Regions from separate parts of the Homo sapiens genome. Here region 2 is linked to region 1. Evidence: read pairs that join two places in POLR2A ChIA-PET (ENCODE). Cell type or tissue: PC-9. All regions are shown on one strand. Links, peaks and the distances in the headings refer to the core of each region. The heading gives the core; the rest is flanking DNA. Region 1 overlaps POGZ (pogo transposable element derived with ZNF domain). Region 2 overlaps RORC (RAR related orphan receptor C).

Region 1 (5,378 bases), core at 250-5,249:
TCTCTTAAAGACAGACCAGGTTTCCATGAAACCCGTAAATACCATTATAAAGAATTTTAACAGCATTTTCTGCAAATATTTTCTCTTATATCAGGGTCAAGTTTAAATTTTGGTGGATTGTTAGAATTTTTCCAAAAAGGCTGGGCAAGGTGGCTCATGCCTGTAATCCCAGCATTTTGGGAGGCTGAGGTGGGTGGATCACCTGAAGTCAGGAGTTTGAGACCAGCCTGACCAACACGGAGAAATCCCGTCTCTACTAAAAATAACAAAACTAGCCAGGCGTAGTGGCGCATGCCTGTAATCCCAGCTACTCGGGAGGCTGAGGCAAGAGTATTGCTTGAACCCAGGAGGCAGAGGTTGCATTGAGCCGAGATCGCGCCACTGCACTCCAGTCTGAGCAATAAGCGAAATTCCGTCTCAAAAAAAAAAAAAAAAAAAAAAGAATTTTCCCAAAAATATGGTACAATCAAAAAGTGGTTTTCTAAGACCAGATTAGATTCACAATGCAATGGAAAGCAAAAGCCAGACTATGGAAAGTCATACTAGGTAAATTATACTTACTTATTTAGAAGCATTTTAATGATTTCTGCAATCTTTGCTCAAAGGAATTCTGACAATTCAAGTGTCTTACAAGGTTCTATTTCCAGAGGATGAAACAGGCAATCACAATTCTGGTGCTTTAAAAAAAAAGCCTTTAAAAGGATTATCCAAACTAGGGCAGTGGTATGCACCCGTAGTCCCAGCTATTTGAGAGGCTGAAGCAGGTGGATCACTTGAGCCTAGGAGTTCGAGTCCAGCCTGGACAACACAGTGAGACCCCCATCTCAAAAACAAAACAAGGCCAGGCGTGGTGGCTTACGCCTATAATGTCAGCACTTTGGGAGGCCGAGGCAGGCAGATCACTTGAGGTCAAGAGTTTGAGACCAGCCTGGCCATCATGGTGAAACCCCCATCTCTACTAAAAATACAAAAGTTAGCTGGGCATGGTGGCATATACCTGTAATCCCAGCTACCTGAGTGACTGAGGCATGACAATTGCTTGAACCCAGGTGGGGTCTTCAGTGAGCCAAGATTGTGCCACTGCACTCCAGTCTGGGCAACAGTGTGAGTCTCAGTCTCAAAAATAAAAAATGAAAAATAGCTAGGCATGGTGGTGTGTGCCTGTAGTCCCAGCTACTTGGGGGGCCGAGGTGGGAGGATCGTTTGAGCCTGGGAGGTGGAGGGTGCAGTGAGCCAGCTGTGTTCGTGCCACTACTGCACTCCAGCCTGGGTGACAAAGTGAGACCCCATCTTGAACAAAACAAAGAAAACCTAAGAAACAAATGAAATAAAACAATCCACCTCAGTGACAATTAATTCCATGAGTTTTCTTCTATACTTCAGACATCACATGGTATCAAGCACATTATTTTTTGAGACAGAGTCTTGCTCTGTCACCAGGGTGGAGTGCAATGGTGCAATCTTGGCTCACTGCAACCTCTGCCTCCTGGGTTCAAGTGATTCCCCTGCCTCAGCCTCCCAAGTAGCTGGGACTACAGGCACATGCCACCATGCCCAGCTCATTTTTTTGTATTTTAGTAGAGACGGGGTTTTACCATGTTGGCCAGGATGGTCTTGATCTCCTGACCTTGTGATCTGCCCACCTTGCACATAAATCAAAGAATTATGCAACTAACTTTCTCCCTCTAAGTTTGCTCTCTCTTGATTTTTTTCCTTCATTCTTTCTTTTTTTTTTTCACAAGGAGTTTTGCTCTGTCACCCAGGCTGGAATGGCATGACCTCAGCTCACTGCAACCTCTGCCTCCTAGGTTCAAGTGGTTCTTCTGCTCAGCCTCCCAAGTAGCTAGGAATACAGATGCCCACCACCATGCCCAGCTAATTTTTGTAGTTTTTAACAGAGACAGGGTTTCACTATTTGGCCATGCTAGTCTCAAACTTCTGACCTCAGGCGATCTGCCCGCCTCAAGCCTCCCAAAGTGCTAGGATTATAGGCGTGAGCCACTGCGCCCAGCCTTCCTTCATTCTTTTAAGTTTACTTCCATACCCTTAAAGCCCAGAAATAGAGGGCTAAATACAATAGGAACTGAAAACCATAATTAGTTATACTGTAAGAAATTTATAACATTAAATTCACATCATTCACAGCTCAGAATTAAGCAATAGTTTATTTCACCTCATAATGTTTCTTTCCTGTGCAAACATAAGATGAGTCAGAACTACAGGAATAATTTTAAAATACTGAGTAGTAAATTCTAAAGAACATCAAACAGAATAGTAAAAATATTCCAAAATTTTATTCCTGATACTTTCCTTTTTTTTTTTTGAGATGGAGTCTTGCTCTGTAGCCCAAGTTGGAGTGCAGTAACGTGATCTCAGCTCACTGCAACCTCCACCTCTCAGGTTCAAGCGATTCTCCTGCCTCAGCCTCCCAAGTAGCTGGGACTACAGGTAAATGCCACCACACTCGCCTAATTTTTTTGTATTTTTAGTAGAGATGGGGTTTCACCATGTTGGTCAGGCTGGTCTTGAACTCCTGACCTCAAATGTTCTGCTCACCTCGGCCTCCCAAAGTGCTGGGATTACAGGTGTAAGCCACACACCTGGCCTTGATACTTTCTTAAAAACAAAACACACACAAAAAACCAAACCCAGCTTTGAGATATAATCCACATACTGCCCATTTAAAATACACAATTCAGTGATTTTTTTTTATATTCCCAAGGCTGTGCAACCATCATCATCATTATTTAGTTCCAGAACATTTTCTTTTCTTTTTTTTTTTTTTTGAGATGGAGTTTCGCTCTTGTTGCCCAGGCTGGAGTGCAGTGGCGTGATCTCGGCTCACTGTAACCTCCGCCTCCCAGGTTCAAGCAATTCTCCTGCTTCAGCCTCCCGAGTAGCTGGGATTACAGGCACATGCCACCATGCCCGGCTAGTTTTTTATATTTTTAGTAGAAACAGGGTTTCACTATGTTAGCCAGGCTGGTCTCGAACTCCTGACCTCAGGTGATCCGCCTGCCTTGGCTTCCCAAAGTGCTAGGATTACGGGCGTGAGCCACCGCGCCTGGCCTAGATCCAGAACATATTCATCGCCCTCAAAAGAAACCTCATTTCCCCTAGCAATTATTCCCCATTCTTTTCTCTTCCCAGCCCCTGGCAACCACGAATCTAATTTCTCTCTCTGTGGACTTGCCTATTCAAGACATTTCATATAGATGGAATCATATAATATGTGACCTTTTGTGTCTGGCTTCTTTTTTCTTTCTTTTTTTTGAGACAGAGTTTTCCTCTTGTTGCCCAGGCTGGAGTGCAGTGGTGCGATCTCAGCTCACAGCAACCTCCGCCTCCCGAGTGCAAACGATTCTCCTGCCTCAGCCTCCCTAATAGCTGGGATTGCAGGCATGCACCACCACACCTGGCTAATTTTGTATGTCTGGCTTCTTTCTCAGCATTATGTTTTCAAGGTTCATCTATGTTATAGAATGTATCAGTATTTCATTCCTTTTTATGGGCAAATAATATTCCATTGTGTACATATATTACATTTTGTTTATCCATCAATTTATGGACACAGGTTGTTTTTACTTTTAGCTATAACAAATGATACTGCTATGAACATTAGTGCACAAGTTTTTATGTGAACATACGTTTTCCATTCTCTTGGGTATACAGCTAGGAGTAGAACTGCTGGGTTATATGGTAACTCTATGTTTAACTTTTCGAGGGCCAGGTGAGGCGGCTCATGTCTGTAATCTCAGCACTTTGGTAGGCCAAGACAGGCAGATTACTTGAGGTCAGGAGTTTGAGACCAGCCTAGCCAACATGGTGACACACTGTCTCTGCTAAAAATACAAAAGTTAGCCGGGTGTGGTGGCAGGCACCTGCAGTCCCAGCTACTTGGGAGACTGAGGTACGAGAATCATTTGAACTTGGGAGGCAGAGGCTGCAGTGAGCCGAGATTGCGCCACTGTACTCCAGCCTGGGCAACAAAGCAGGCTGGAGTGCAGACTCCGTCTCAAAAAAAAAAAAAAGTAATACATGCCACAAACACCTTCCAGTTTGTGGTTTGTCTTCTCCGTGTGTGTTTTTTTTTAATCACATCTTTAATGTAGTTCTATTTATCAATTTTACCCTTTATGGTTAGCTCTGTTTTTGTATTTGGTTTAAGAAATCTTTCCCTCTTCTGAGACCACAAATTTTTTTTTAATTTTAAATTTCTAAACTTTTTAAAGTACACTAAGTGAAACAATACTGAATTGTTTAAAAATTATTCTCATTTGCTGGTGGGGAGCAGTGGCTCATGCCTGTAATCCCAGAACGTTGAGAAGCCGTGGTGGGTGGATCACTTGAGGTCAGGAAATTGAGACCAGCCTGGCCAACATGGTGAAACCCCATCTCTACTAAAAATACAGAAATTAGCCGAGCATGGCAGCGCATGCCTGTAATCCCAGCTACTGGGGTGGGTGAGGCATGAGAATCGCTTGAACCAGGGAGACAGAGGTTGCAGTGAGCCGAGACTGCGCCACTGCACTCCAGCCTGGGTGATGGAGTAAGACTCTGTCTCAAAAAAACAAACGTTATTCTCATTTGCTATGTTACTAATGTAGTAAGCAGATAATATATCAATACAATTAAACTGAAGGCTTAAAGGGAAACTGGGTTGTATGAGGCAGTATTTCTCATTCACTTTATTCTGAAGCCATATCCTTAAAGTTGGACTAGCATTTCAAGAGTTCCTAGGCTGGGCGCAGTAGCTCACGCCTGTAATCCCAGCACTTTGGGAGGCCGAGGTGGGCAAATCACCTGAGGTCAGGAGTTCGAGACCAGCCTGGTCAACACTGTGAAACTCCATCTCTACTAAAATCACAAAAAACACAGCCAGGCATGGTGGTGCATGCCTGTAATCCCAGCTACTCAGGAGGCTGAGGCAAGAGAATTACTTGAACCCGGGAAGTGGAGGTTGCAGTGGGCCAAGATCACATCACTGCACTCCAGCCTGAGTGACAGAGGGAGACTCCATCTCAAAAAAAAACAAAAAAGAAAAAACAAGAGTATCTGATGAAAAAAGTTACAGAACTGTATGTATTTTTTATATAGATATATAAAGTAAAATAAATTAGACAACTGCAATTAATTTATGCTTATCTATGGATGAATTTTTTTTTGGAATACACAAGACTGTGGTTACTTACCAGTCTATACCCACTGTCTTCTTTTTTTTCATGAACATGGGTTATGGGTTAACATTTTAATTTAAATATTAGAGGCTTTTGAAGTAAATAAAGTCAATTTATATTTTTTAGAAAAAATTAGTACACTGGCCATAGGCAGGCTCAAGAATCAAGGGTACATTCAAGGAGTCAAGGAGACTAGGTCAT
Region 2 (5,378 bases), core at 120-5,119, 370 kb after region 1:
AAAGACTCTAATGTGCACTTCCTGCTTTTATAAGAGTGATTGTCTGTGACTCTTGTTGTATGCTGTCACATGCCTCTGCCTTTGTGCATGTTGTTCCCCTCTTCCCATTACTAATCCTTACCCTCTAGTGTCACCTCTCCTAAGACTATTTCCCTAACTGCCTCCCATCTGGATTAAGGGCCCTTCTTTTGGGCTTTCCTCTGTGTAGCACTTACTACATTGCAGGAAAATGGTCCAATTTGTCTGCCTTCCCACCCTAGATTTCAGCTCCTTGGCTGAGGTCTCTCTTTCCCTGTCTCCTCTGTACCTATCATAATGCTTAGCACATGGCACATGCTTAATAACTCTTTGAACTAAACAGACTTTCTAAGCAGGCACCTAACACTGCAAGTAGCAAACCAATGCTGCCAGCACTCAGCCAAAGGGGAGATGAAAAAGGCACAGAAACCAGTGAGCAGACGGAGGCAGGGAGACCTCACTGGAGCAAGGCTGAAAGAACAATTTATCTCTTGCAGTCTCCTCTACAACCAAGAGGCTTAAAAATGTCTCTTGCCTGCCATTGCCTCCCTCCCCCAGCTTAGTTTCCTTGGAAAGAGGCAGTCAGAGAAAAGCAGGCAGCAGGGTGTGATCCCTTCATATCTCCTAGATTCTCTCTCTTCCTCACCACTGCTTTATTCTGAGCTTTTTTGGGCTATGGCAATAGCTTCCTTCATTCATTCAACAAATATTTGTTGAGAACACATCTGGATCTGAGCTAGGCACTGTGATGGCCTCTAGTGATATATCAGATATATCAGTCAATAAAGTATAATCTGTACCTTGATTAAATTTACATTCTGGTGAGGGGCCCAGAAAATAAATATGTAGTGTATCAGATAATAAGTTCTTTAAAGAAAACTAAAGCTTTTTGTATGGGGTTACTGGTCAGGAAAAACCTCTCCCGAATGAAGAGATGGGGTAAGCCATTTGGAAAACTGGGGGAAGAACCCTCCAGGTGACTACAATAGCAGGTACAAAAGCCCTGCGACTGGGTTTGATGTGTTCGAGGAATAGCAAGGAAGCAAGTGTGGCTGCAATGGGTGTTTGAAGGGGCAGTGGAAGATCAAGTGAGAAAAGAAGGCAGGGATCATGTTATGAGCCACTTGACCATGACGCAGACTCTAGATTTGATTCTCGGCATCACAGGCAGCTACAGGAGGGCTGAGAACAGGAGTCAAGGCCAGGTGTGGTGGTTCACGCCTGTAATCCCAACACTTTGGGAGGCCAAGGTGGGCAGATCACCTGAGGTCAGGAGTTCGAGACCAGCCTGGCCAACATGGTGAAACCCTGTCTCTACTAAAAATACAAAAATTAGCCGGGCGTGTAATCCCTGTAATCCAAGCTACTCAGGAGGCTGAGGCAGGACAATCGCTTGAACCTGGGAGGTGGAGGTTGCAGTGAGCCGAGATCACACCACTGCACTCCAGCCTGGGCGACAGAGCAAGTCTGCCTCAAAACAAACAAACAGAACAAACAAACAACAACAACAAAAACAAGAAAAAAACCACAGGAGTAGGGCATGATGAGATTGCATTTTTAAAAGGGCTACCGTGGGTGCGGAGTAGGTGTGGTTGCTACAGGGCAGATGAGGGTGGAACAGGGGCTCAGTTAGGAGGCCTCTCTTAAAGTCCAAGTGAAAGCTGAGAGCTGGTAGGGGCCAGGGTGGTGGTAATAGTAGGGAAGGTGATGTATTTTGAAAGCAGATCCAACCGGATGTGCTTTCCAATTGCTCTCCCAGATTCCTGTCTCTCCTCCTTCAAATCCATCCTGTAGCAGATTAAAGTTCAAGTTCTTGAGAGCACAGACCGTGTAAGTCATTGCTGTATCCTTAACACCCAGCCCTGTGCCTGGCACATAGCAAAGGCCTGCTTGAATAATTACATAAATGGTTCCTTTATACTGGTTCCAAAGTAAATTGCCTAAATGACAGCTCTGATTGTGTCATTTTTCTAGCCTTTGGAGCTCCCTGTGGCCTAGAAATAAAGCTTTAACGCTTATATGGCATTGAAAGTCCTCTCTGATTTGCCCCTGACCTAATTTTCAGGCTGATCATCTGGTGCTCTTCTGCCCCACCAGTCTATCCCAGCTCCTGATTTTACACTTTAGTGAGGATGTACCATGAGTGATTCTCCACATACACACTATTTTGCCTCCTTATTTTTCTCCTGTTGTTCTTGGTCTTCATTGTACCCTAGTCCCACACCCAAATCCCATAAAACAATTATCCCCAGCCTCTCATACTCATCTCATCCATTTTTTTGGTTAAACCTCAGGAAAAGGATTTTTTTTCATTTTTTTTGTTTTGCTCCTATTGTTCCCTAAGCCTGGAATGCCTGCCCCACCCCCATGAATGCCTGTTAAAATCTTACATCATTCATGGCCTAGTATAAATGTCATCTTCCCTGGGAAGTATTTATGACCCACTCCTTTTACCCCCAAATTATTTTTAATCCCTGTTTTATACTCTCATAACATTTTCCTGGTGTCACTTATTATAGTTATACATAGGGGACACAGGGATAGAAAGAGCGCAAAGAGCACTGGGATTCAATCTTGCATTTAAGTCACTGAAGTCTCCTGATAGCTACAAGGAGATTTTTTTTTTTTTTTTGAGACAGAGTTTGCTCTTGTTGCCCAGGCTGGAGTGCAATGGCACAATCTTGGCTCACTGCAACATCTGCCTCCCGGTTTCAAGCGATTATCCTGCCTCAGCCTCCCAAGTAGCTGGGTCTACAGGCGCCTGCCACCATGCCTGGCTAATTTTTTTTATTTTTAGTAGAGATGGGGTTTCACCATGTTAGTCAGGCTGGTCTCGAACTCCTGACCTCAGGTGATCCACCCGCCTTGGCCTCCCAAAGTGTTGGGATTACAGGCGTGAGCCACTGTGCCCGGCTGCTACACAGGGAGATTTGAACACCTGTCCTATTGACTGGGTTGCCATGAGGATGAGAAAGCATGTCAGCAAAAGCACTCTGTTAATTGCATTATTATTATATCACATACCACATTCTACTCTATGTTAGAGTTAGTGATACACAGATCTCTTCTTCATACCAGATTAAAATCTCTTGGTGGGGGCAGCGACCAAATCTCTGTGTCTTTCCACAGTGCCTTGTACAAGCAGGTGCTGGGTAAGTGCTGGCTATATTAAACTGAATTGTTCCCTGGAGGTCCCTCCCAATCCCAGGCCCTCTAACTTTCCAGTCTTTATGCACGTGGAAGTAGCTGTTCATTCCCTTAGTTCCCACTGCTGATGCAAGCTCTCTAACAGAGAGTGGTACTCCCGCACTCCCTCCTCTGTACCCACAGACCCCGGCCCTCGCAAACTCTGATGTTACAGAGCTAGCGATGGGCCTGGCCTCTTCTACCCCAGGGACTGCTCCTACCTTTGCCAGGATGCTTTGGCGATGAGTCTTGCAGAGATGATGATGAAAGGCCAGCTCCAGATTGTACTGCAGCTGTTCTACTTTCCTTTTCTCTTGGAGCCCTGGCCGATCTGGAGGAGGGGGTGGGACCGTAATGAGAACAAGAAAGAACATGGACATTAACTCCCAACAAAAGGGTGTATCTTTGTGGACATCTGTGCTGGATAGAGGTCTTCTAAGCTGAGCGCGTGCATGTGTGTGCCTTGGTTTGATAATGGTAAGCTCTGGACGTTGGGCTTGGCTAGCTGTCTACAAGGAAAACTGGGAAGAGATGAAAGGTATGAGAATTTCTGATCTCCTGACTCCAAGCTACCTTCTCCCTGGTAACCTGATATTCCACATAGCTCATTCAATGCTAGGCACTAGGATTCTGTCATAGGGGTAACAAGAGTTGGAAAAGAGCTCCCCCATGTACGAAAAGGGCTCCTGATAGGAGGTGGCCTTCCTGAAGGTGCCCAGGCCTGCACCAGGGGGCTTGCAGCAATCTGTGACTAACTTTTGCCCTGATTCTATAAAATATCCAGAAGTCATCTTTAAAGTTTTTATCTTCTAGTTTGAAGGGCATATTTAGGTGTCCACTCACTGGCAGAGCCAGAAGACTGATAGTCTCGATCTGCAAACTCAGGTTAGCAGCTTGACCCACTTCCCTAGGTTCTCTGAATATTTAGTATTCATCTGGCTCAGCCCAGCTACTCCATGCCAGGGGAGTGGATAGGATATCCAGAGTCTTCCTATTATAGGCATACAGCCTTAAAATTAGTTCACACAGAGCAGTGATTCTTAATCTTGGTGGCCTGGGGGTGGCTGTTAAAATTCAGTGCACCCCTTATCAATTACAGATGGTCCCAGTCTTATGATGAGTTGACTTACTATTTTTTGATTTTATGTTGGTGAGAAAGCCACTTGCATTCAGTAGAAACCATACTTTGAATACCCATGCAACCATCCTGCTGTTCACTTTTAGAACCATATTCAATAAATTACATGAGCTATTCAACACTTTATTATAAAATAGGCTTTGTGTTATATGCTTTTGCCAGACTGTAGGCTAATGTAAGCATTCTGAGCACATTTAAGGTAGGCTAGGCTAAGCTATGGTGTTCAGTAAGTTAGGCGTGTTAAATGCAATTTCAACTTACCATATTTTCAACTTACGATAGGTTTATTGGGACATAACCCCATCATAAGTCATGGAGCACATGTACACTGGAATCTCTGGAAGTGGGACCCAGGCAGCAATAGTTTTTAAAGCTCCCCAGGTGATTCTGATGTGTGCTACAATGAAATCACTGCCATAGACTAACAATCAGACACATTTCTGTCAGGAAAGTGGCTCATTTCCTCTCAACCTCATTTCTCCCCACTTCCCACAACCCCACCTTATGCTGCTCTTGTCCCTCTCTGAGAGTCCTCTGAATCTTTATTTTAACTCATTTTATTTTATAGCAATACTGAGTAGGGCTCATTCTGCTATTTAAAGCAATTTCCCAGATTTAACTACATCTGAAGGTCTAGACTCTTCTTCAATATCTGCCATGCCCCTGCCACCTGAATGTCCTTCACCCAAGCCCAGCAACACTCACGGGCATTGATGAGAACAAGGGCTGTGTAGAGGGCAATCTCATCCTCGGAAAAGTGCAAGGCACTTAGGGAGTGGGAGAAGTCAAAGATGGAGCTGATGAGCTCGCTGCAGCCTGATGGAGTGGAAATGAGAAAAGTGAGAGAGTGGCTGGAGCGATGGTGCCCGAGGACACCGCCCTTATTGTGTTTAGAGCAGAGGGGGCAATTCGCCCTGAAAAGAGGGTGCCCTGGGTCACAAAGCTTTGCCTGGGGTTGGCATCAGAATCTTCCCTCTCATTTCTCCCTGCCCCTCACCCAAGGCTCGGAACAGCTCCATGCCACCGTATTTGCCTT

The links. Peaks named below come from ENCODE experiments on the same cell type or tissue, not always from the same donor. Only the 100,000 strongest peaks of a DNase experiment are listed, where the experiment ranks them.
Region 2: POLR2A ChIA-PET joins it to region 1 with 9 read pairs; 3 of 35 experiments call an interaction of 5 or more read pairs at or near these places.

Annotation. Positions count from the first base shown.
Region 1 is chr1:151,433,188-151,438,565 of GRCh38, forward strand. All of the region lies in intron 3 of POGZ (pogo transposable element derived with ZNF domain), which reads right to left. Among named protein-coding and RNA genes, the nearest start is that of POGZ, 24 kb to the right of the region's middle. In PC-9, for the core only: no CTCF peak of the experiment used is centred there; a DNase peak (open chromatin) is centred at 2,154; H3K27ac peaks cover 1,092 bases.
Region 2 is chr1:151,807,900-151,813,277 of GRCh38, forward strand. RORC (RAR related orphan receptor C) reads right to left here. Exons shown (of 11, transcript NM_005060.4): 8 at 5,340-5,378; 9 at 5,048-5,158; 10 at 3,426-3,535. Among named protein-coding and RNA genes, the nearest start is that of LINGO4, 5.2 kb to the left of the region's middle. RefSeq lists an enhancer at 947-1,447. In PC-9, for the core only: no CTCF peak of the experiment used is centred there; no DNase peak of the experiment used is centred there.